Regions from separate parts of the Homo sapiens genome. Here region 2 is linked to region 1. A link is an interaction called in ENCODE POLR2A ChIA-PET data of the cell type or tissue named here. Cell type or tissue: PC-3. All regions are shown on one strand. Each heading gives the region's core, and the rest is flanking DNA. Links, peaks and the distances in the headings are about the cores only.

Region 1 (4,395 bases), core at 212-4,211:
GCCAAGGCAGGCGGATCATCTGAGGTGGGGAGTTCGAGACCAGCCTAACCAACATGGAGAAACCCCGTCTCTACTAAAAATACAAAATAAGCCAGGCATGGTGGTACATGCCTGTAATGCCAGCTACTTGGGAGGCTGAGGCAGGAGAATCGCTTGAACCTGGGAGGTGGAGGTTGCAGTGAGCCAAGATCATGCCACGGCACTCCAGCCTGGGCAACAAGAGCAAAACTCCACCTCAAAAAAAAAAAAAAAAAGAAAGAAAACGTTAGCAAGGGTGAAGGGAGAATGGTTATTGCATGACAACCAACAGTGCTGGCTGCGTTATGAAACTTCTCCTCTTCAGGCATAAACGAAGCTGTATTTTGAAATTTAAGAGCTATATGTTTTTCAGGTAGAAAAACTTAAGTGTGGAATTACCAAGTCCCCCCAGGGCTTGAAGGCTACCAATCCAAGTTATTGGTACTTCAGTAGAAGCTTCCCACACTGCTCTCAGATAGGAGGGTGAATGATGGATAGATGGGCAGATGGATTTACAGTCTTTGAAATCAATAAACCTATAGGCCATCAAACATTTTCCAAAACACTGCAACGATCAAACCAGAATCATACCCCAGAGTGGCAACGCATCTTAATGTTGATCAAAGAAGGGTAAGAAATGCATTCTAAAAGATGGTATTGCTTTTCAGCTCTTTGACCGCTTTACAATAAGCAGGAAATATTTTATTTTTGTTGTCACAGTGAAAATCCAACACTCAGAACTCTGAGGCAAGGTAAACCAATAAAAACAAATTAAAACTTCTTTATCTGGATACCAGGATTACTTGTACTTTTGGAAGAAGTAAAATGTTTTGTGACATTTTAGGGTAGTATGACCTCCTTTTACAACACAGAGAGGTTTTAGCTGTGAAACTTCCTTATAAAATTGGCTACAAGTTCAAATTCTGCCCCAAATGAGTTTCTGATTAATATGAATCAAGAAATGTCCCTCATGATCTCTGCAGCTCTTCTGCAAACAAAGCATCCAGAAAGGACCTGGGGTTTAAAGATGGCTCTGCCACTCCCAGTTCATCCCAGGCTAAATTCATCACTCCTGCAGATCAGGAGGCTGTGAAAGGAGTTTCTACCAGAAGTTCCTTTTGATGGTAGGAAGCAAGGTGGGTGACTACCAAGCGGCATAATATAGAGAGGCCTACTGTGGTACAGGGCGGCAGGGCAGAGGACTGAGTCAGACCCACGGTTCCTAGTTTTGTCACAAATGAGCTAGGTGACCCCAGCAACTAGCTTGACCTCTCTGCATTGCAGTACCTCATCTGTCAAAGCAGGCAACTGGTTCACCCAATTTTTAAAGTTCTTCCCAGCTGTAGAAATCATTATTCCTAGAATAAGCACAATTTGCAAAACAGCAATTTTCAAATCTGGGCCTTATTTGCAATAATTCTCGCCTTATGGGGCTTCCGAAACCAGATTTTCCTGAAAAGATCACCAAAGCACCAAATGGTTCCTACTGTCTCCCTTGAAACATTTTGTTGCATCTCATGAAATAGCAGGGAAATACCAAATGTGGATTCCATCATGTTTTAAGGGACTACATTCAGGGTAGGTTAAAGAAGAGGTCAAAATCTACCACTTGACTTTGCGAGGCTTTGTGCATAAAACAACATATTTTTGGGTTCTACTAACCTAAACTCCAGAGTTGAAGAATCTGATTCAAGGCAAAAGATTTGCAAAATTTGATCTTATTGTGAAGGAGGTAATGTGTTATATGATTACCATTAATCTATTAAAGACAGAAAAATTTCTATCCAAGGGAGGAAAAAAAACTCTCTATGCTTTTTGGTTTGCCTTCCAAATAAGCCTAGAAATACCCTACTCAAGATAACCATATTAAAAAGCTTTAAAACCATATATTTAAAAAATTATTTAAAAGATAATTTTTACATTATCAAGTCAAGTTTCCTTTAAGTTGTAGCTCTTCCAAGATATTTTATGTTAAAGATCATGTGCATTTCACAAAGAATTACAATAAATGACAGCTAACGGAAGACCAATTAGAGTCTTAAATTACTGTTAGTCAGTCAGTAGGAAAATATGATTCAGTTCCTCTGTGTTGTAAGGGGAGGTCACGCTACCCTAAAATGTCACAAAACACAAATAGTTTTATTTCTTCCAAAAGTACAAGTAATCCTGGTAGCTCAACAAAGCAGAATTGCAAGCCTTTCAATTTATCTAAGCCTTATTCCATGACCCTAGCCAATTTGCTCCTCTGCACTTATCTGAACACTCTCTGGCCTTTTGCATATACTACTTCGAATTGTTATTGGTCCGGTTTCTCAATCAGACTGTAAATCCCTGGAAGGCAGTGTCCACATTTTATACCTTTCCTTTTTTTTTTTTTAAATCTTCAAATTGCTTCAGAGTATACATCTTCTGTATGATTAATTCCAAAAGGAAATGCCCTCTGAAGACATCGAATCAAAACTCAACTTCCTTTTTAAATTTATTTTTATTTTTATTTTACGGGTAATAAATTTAGTAGCAGCTGGGCATGGTAGCTCATGCCTGTAATCCCACTTTGGGAGGCCAAGGTGGGGGAATCGCTTGAGCCCAGGAGTTCAAGACCTACCTGGGCAACAAAGCAAGACCTCATATCTAAAAAAAATTTGAAAATCAATCAATAAATTTAGCAGAGACCGAAAGCTGTCCCAGCAAAATTCCTTTTCTCTTTTCTCCATAGCACAGAGCTATTGCTGGTCACATAAATGCCTGTAAGGATTTTGTTCCCAGCCTGCTTTGCAGCTGGCAGTGGAGTATGGCCATGTGCCTATGTCCCTGCTAAGGGCTGGGAGCAGGAGTGATATGGGCCACTTTTGGACCAGGGCCTTGAGACGGCAAGTTGTGCCTCTTCCATACCCATGTTTCCTTCTCACGACAGCACCCAGACTTGGCTCTTTAGAAGATAACAAGGCAGGCCAGGTCTCGCTCTGTCGCCTAGGCTGGAGGTGCAGTGGCACGATCTCAGCGCACTGCAACCTCCGCCTCCTGGGTTCAAGGGATTCTCCTGCCTCAGCCTCCTAAGTAGCTGGGGTTACAGGCGTGCACCACTGCGCCCAGCTAATTTTTGTATTTTTTGTAGAGATGGGGTTTTGCCATGCTGGCCAGGCTGGTCTCGAACTCCTGATGTCAGGTGCTCCGCCCACCTCAGCCTCCCAAATTGCTGGGATTACAGGCATGAGCCACAGTACCCAGCCTGAGATTTATTTCTTTAAGTCACAATGTTGTTGGATCTCTTGTTACAGCAGCTTAGCCTTCTACCCATGTGTGCTTTGTTCCAAGAAGAGGTATGGCATTCTATGAGAAAGAAAGTCGTATTAACTGAGATTCATAACATAAGCATACTTACAGTGAAAATGATGGCAAAATATGTGAGACAGAAGAAAAGTCATGCTGGATCCTACTACCCCTAAATAACCACTATTAATATTTTGGGGTAGTTCCTTCTAGACTTTTCCCTATGCCTACAAAAAAAAATACATACATGTATTTTCCTACAGAAATAAGCCATATCGGTTTATAGACTCTCTCACTTAATATCATCTTTTATTTAATATGTTGACATTTTTCCAGATCAAAAATACATATATATCATTACAGTGGTGATATAATATTTCACTGCTTGGATCTACCAGAATTTATCTAACCAGTCTTTCATTGTTGGACGTTGAGTTGTCTCCTTGCAAAAATTCTGTCATAAACAGCACTGCAGAGAACATTCTTATACATAAACCTTTACATATCTGTCAAATTATTTTTCTTCTAGGTCTCTATTCTTAACATATCCCTGCAAACAAAGATGTTCCCTCTTTCTGGGCACCTGTATTAAGTCATTCTGTCTGCGAGATATTTACAAGCCTACATTCATTAATTACATTTTTGGATGAATTTCCATTCATGTTTCATCGTTAGACAACCTGGAAACCAACTAAGGTTCCAGCTCTCCAAGTCAGCAACAGGATGGGTCAATGACTCCCTAAGCAGTGGTATCAGGCAGACCCCCGCTCCTAGACAATGCCATCCTGGTTATCAACATGCACAAAAGGGGAAACAGTAGTGAAACTTGTTGCCTGCTGACAAACCTTGATCTACATCTGTGTTGCCAATTACTTGTTCAACAAACCTGTTACTTTTTTGGAAATAATAAATAATTCAGGGAAAGTCATTTTGAATCCGCTGACATCTGTTGCTTGTACAACTCTGAATTATTCATCAGTGAGCATAAACAGTATTAATTAAAGAAAAGTACTGAGGCAGACCATTGAAATAGAAATGAACATTGCAGAAGAAAATGCCTTTACTCAGAGCACATTTCACATGTCATTGACAAATATCACAAAGAAC
Region 2 (4,395 bases), core at 172-4,171, 300 kb before region 1:
CCTCAAAAAAAAAAAAAAAAAAAAAGCCTCAGCTTCCCAAAGTGCTGGGGTTATAGGCATGAGTCACCATGCTCAGTCTAGTTTGTATTAATTCAGTTGACTCTTACAACCTGAAATCTTGCTAATCCCATGGCAAACTCAAGTTATTTTTAGCTTGATTTTCCAGAATATAAATATATTGACTGCCAAAAGTGATATATGTACTTTTTTCCTCCCAATTCTTACATATCTTACTTTTCCTTCATGGAGAGTTATCACAAGCATTTCAAATATAGTTAAGTACTAAATTAAAGTGAGTTAAGTGGGCTGGACATGGTGGCTCACGCCTGTAATCCCAGCACTTTGGGAGGCCAATGAGAATGGATCACTTAAGACCAGCTTGGCCAACATGGTGAAACCTGGTATCTACCAAAAATAATAAAAAAAATTAGCCGGGCATGGTGGGGTGTACCTGTAATCCCAGCTATCTGGAAGTCTGAGGCAGGAGAATTGCTCGAACCTAGGAGGTGGAGGTTGCAGTGAGCCGAGATCACGCCACTGCACTCCAGCCTGGATGACAGAGGGACAGTCACAGAAACAGATAAATAAGTAAAATAAAGTGAGTTAGATATGTGAAATTAATTAAACTACGTTAAATTGTGTTAGGGCATCTTGGTTGATACTCGACAAAATTATATATATATTTTTATATATATATATTTATAGATAGATAGATTTGGAAATCCAAAATTACAAATAAAAGCTAAGTGAAAAAATCTTGGCCGGGCATGATGGCTCATGCCTTTAATCCCAGCACTTTGGGAGGTCGAGGCAGGCGGATCACGAGGTCAGGAGATCAAGACCATCCTGGCCAACATGGTGAAACCCCGTCTCTACTAAAAATACAAAAATTAGCTGGGCATGGTGGAGCATGCCTGTAATCCCAGCTACTTGGGAAGCTGAGGCAGGAGAATTGCTTGAATCACAGAGCTGGAGGTTGCAGTGAGCTGAGATCGCGCCACTGCATTCCAGCCTGGAGACAGAGCAAGACTCTGTCTAAAAACAAAAAAAAGAAAGAAAAAAAAGAAAAGTAAAATCTTTTGTCCATACGACCTTTCCCTTTTTTTAAAGGCAAACAGTTTCTTGGACTTCCTTTCAGAAAAACAAATAATTATATGTGAGAGATGTATCTGTTCACAAGCTCTTAATTATACATCTTTATTTATTTACTTTGAGCCAAGGTCTCACTCTGTTGCCAAGGTTGGAGTGCAGAGGTGCAATGACAGCTCACTGGCAGCCTCAATCTCCCAGGCTCAGCCTATCCTTCAACTTCAGCCTTCCAAGTAGCTGGGACTATAGGTGTATACCACCACCATGCCCAGCTAATTTTCTGTATTTTTTTTGTAGAGATGGGGGGCGTCTCACTGTGTTGCCCAGGCTGGTCTCGAACTCCTGGCCTCAAGTGATCACCCTCTTCATCCTCCCCAAGTGCTAGGATTATGGGTGTAAGCCCCTGGGAAATAATGCATCCTAAGGGAAGACGGCTTCAGGCAGACAAATTTGGCACAATAATAAGCCCCAGGTGATGGAGTATAGGGGTGGTGCCTGTCCCTCTTACCAGTCTAGTTTCTTTTTCTTTTTTTTTTTTTTTGAGACGGAGTCTGGCTCTGTCGCCCAGGCTGGAGTGCAGTGGCGTGATCGCGACTCACTGCAAGCTCCGCCTACCGGGTTCACGCCGTTCTCCTGCCTCAGCCTCCCGAGTAGCTGGAACCACAGGCGCCCGCCGCCACGCCCGGCTAAGTTTTTGTATTTTTAGTAGAGATGGAGTTTCACCGTGTTAGCCAGGATGGTCTCGATTTCCGGACCTCGTGATCCACCGGCCTCAGCCTCCCAAAGTGCTGGGATTACAGGCGTGAGCCACCGCGCCCAGCCGTTTCATTTTCTTTTCTTTTTTTTTTGAGATGGAGTCTTGCTTTGTTACCCAGGCTGGAGTGCAGTAGCACGATCTCGGCTCACTGCAACCTCTGCCTCCCGGGTTCAAGTAATTATCCTGCCTCAGCCTCCTGAATAGCTGGGATTACAGGCGCTGGCCACCATGGCTGGCTAATTTTTGTATTTTTAGTAGAGACAGGGTTTCACCATGTTGGCAGGCTAGTCTCGAACTCCTGACCTGAAGTGATCCACCCACCTTGGCCTCCCAAAGTGCTGGGATTACAGGTGTGAGCCACCATGCCTGGCCTACTGGTCTAGTTTCTAACCCAGCCATCTGGAACACAATGTCCCTGGCCTGAGCTGTCTCAGTCCCTAGGCTAAATATGAATAAAATCTAGAAAGCTTTCTTCTTTTTACATATATAACGTTTTTTAGAGACAGGTCTCACTCTGTTGCCCAGGCTGCAGTATAGTGGTATGATCGGAGCTCACTGCAGCCTCCACCTTCTGGTGTCAAGTGATCCTCCTGCCTTAGCCCCCTAAATAGCTGGGACTACAGGCTTGCACCACCCCACCTCACTAATGTTTGAATTTTTTTATAGAAACAGGGTCTTGATATGTTGCCCAGGCTGGTCTCAAACTCCTGGCATAAGCAATCCTCCTGCCTTGGCCTCCCAAAGTGCTGGGATTATAGGCGTGAGCCACTGCATTTGACTAGAGCTGTTTTCAATTTGAACTTTATAAGATATAGGCCCAGAAGCAATGATTTTCCCTTTCACTTTGTCCATGTGGAAAAGGATGTTGGTAAAGTCGGGAGAGTGGCCTTGCTTCCTGCTTCTATGAGAACACACCAGGGAAGATAGCATGGCTTCAGCCCATTGAGTTTGCCTGAGAATGGAGTGCTGCTTTGGCCTTCTGTTCATCAACATGGGTAGTGCCCAGTGCCCTCTGCCATGTTGGCGATGCTATAGTACCTCATTATTCAGTCAAAACTAATCTAGGTGTTGCTAGAAGTTTGTTTTTTTTTTTTTTTTTTTTTTTTTTTTTTGAGACAGAGTCTCACTCTGTCGCCCAGGCTGGAGTACAGTGGTGTGATCACTGCAACCTCTGCCTCCTGGGTTCAAGTGATTCTCCTGCCTCAGTCTCCCGAGTAGCTGAGACTACAGGTGCATGCCACCACATCCAGCTAATTTTTTATTTTTAGTAGAGACGGTGTTTCACTATGTTGGCCAGGCTGGTCTCGAACTCCTGACCTCAGGTGATCCACCCACCTCCCAAAGTGCTGGGATTACAGGCGTGAGCCACTGTGTCTGGCCTAGAAGGTATTTTGTAGATGTGATTAGCATCTACTATCAATTGAGTTTAAGTAAAGGAAATTATCCTCAATAATCTGGGTGGAGGCAGGGCGAGGTGGGTCACACCTATAATCCCAGCACTTTGGGAGGCCAAGGCAGGAGGATCGCTTGAGCCCAGGAGTTTGAGACCAACTTGGGCAACATGGCACACTCCCATCTCTACCAAAAAAAAATACAAAAATTAGCCGGGTGTGGTGGTGTGTGCCTGTAGTCCCAGCTACTTGGGAGGCTGAGGTGGGAGAATCACTTGAGCCTGGGAGGCAGAGGTTGAAGTGAGCTGAGATGGCGCCACTGCACTCCAGCCTGGGTGACAGAGTGAGACCCTGTGCTACTCCCTTTCCCCCAAAAATAATAATCTGGATGGACCTCATTCAGCCAGTAGAAAAGTCTTCAGAACTGAGGTTTCCCTGACGAAGAAGAAATTTGTGAATTGTAGCATCAATTCTTTAAAATTTTTAAATGTAATTAAATAAATATAAATAAAGGCCAGGTGTGGTGGCTCACACCTATAATCCCAACACTTTGGGAGGCTGAGGCAGGCAGATTGCTTGAGCTCAGGAGTTCGAGACCAACCTGGGCAACATGACAAAACCCCATCTCTACAAAAAATACAAAGAATTAGCCAGCTATGGTGGCATGTGCCTGTGGTCCCAGCACTTGGGAGGCTGAGGCAGGATAATTGCTTGAACCGGGGAGGCAGAGGTTGCAGTGAGCTAAGATCACACCTCTGTACTCCAGCCTGGGCGACAGAATGAGAATCTGTCTGGAAAAAAGAAAAAAGCAAACAAAAAACACCAAGACATTTGAAGTCCAAAATCAGACTAGCAAATGCATCAAGAATATCTGTACGCAGAGTGAGCACATGGAGTCCTAGGGAAGGCAAATCAGAGGCCAGAACTCCAAGGTCAAATCCAGGTTAACCAGAACACTCTGGTTTAACTTGGCAGCAGCACAGATGGACGTCATCATGGTCTGGGACAGGACACCAGCAAGTCTCGACTGCATCACCTTCCCTGATGTTCCTGTGGGGTTGTCTCCCTGTATCTGGCCGAGTCCCTGGCCCTGGCCCTGACAAATGGGTTGTGATGAGGAGGATCAGGGGTTGGAGGCACCGCTCTAGCCCAGGGGGC

The links. ChIA-PET counts read pairs that join two places held together with the same protein. Peaks named below come from ENCODE experiments on the same cell type or tissue, not always from the same donor. Only the 100,000 strongest peaks of a DNase experiment are listed, where the experiment ranks them.
Region 2: POLR2A ChIA-PET joins it to region 1 with 27 read pairs; 2 of 35 experiments call an interaction of 5 or more read pairs at or near these places.

The regions. Positions count from the first base shown.
Region 1 is chr17:67,479,778-67,484,172 of GRCh38, reverse strand. The region is part of intron 1 of PITPNC1 (phosphatidylinositol transfer protein cytoplasmic 1); the gene reads right to left. Among named protein-coding and RNA genes, the nearest start is that of MIR548D2, 10 kb to the right of the region's middle. In PC-3, for the core only: no CTCF peak of the experiment used is centred there; a DNase peak (open chromatin) is centred at 2,112; H3K27ac peaks cover 3,627 bases.
Region 2 is chr17:67,779,243-67,783,637 of GRCh38, reverse strand. No RefSeq gene overlaps it. Among named protein-coding and RNA genes, the nearest start is that of SNORA38B, 41 kb to the right of the region's middle. In PC-3, for the core only: no CTCF peak of the experiment used is centred there; no DNase peak of the experiment used is centred there.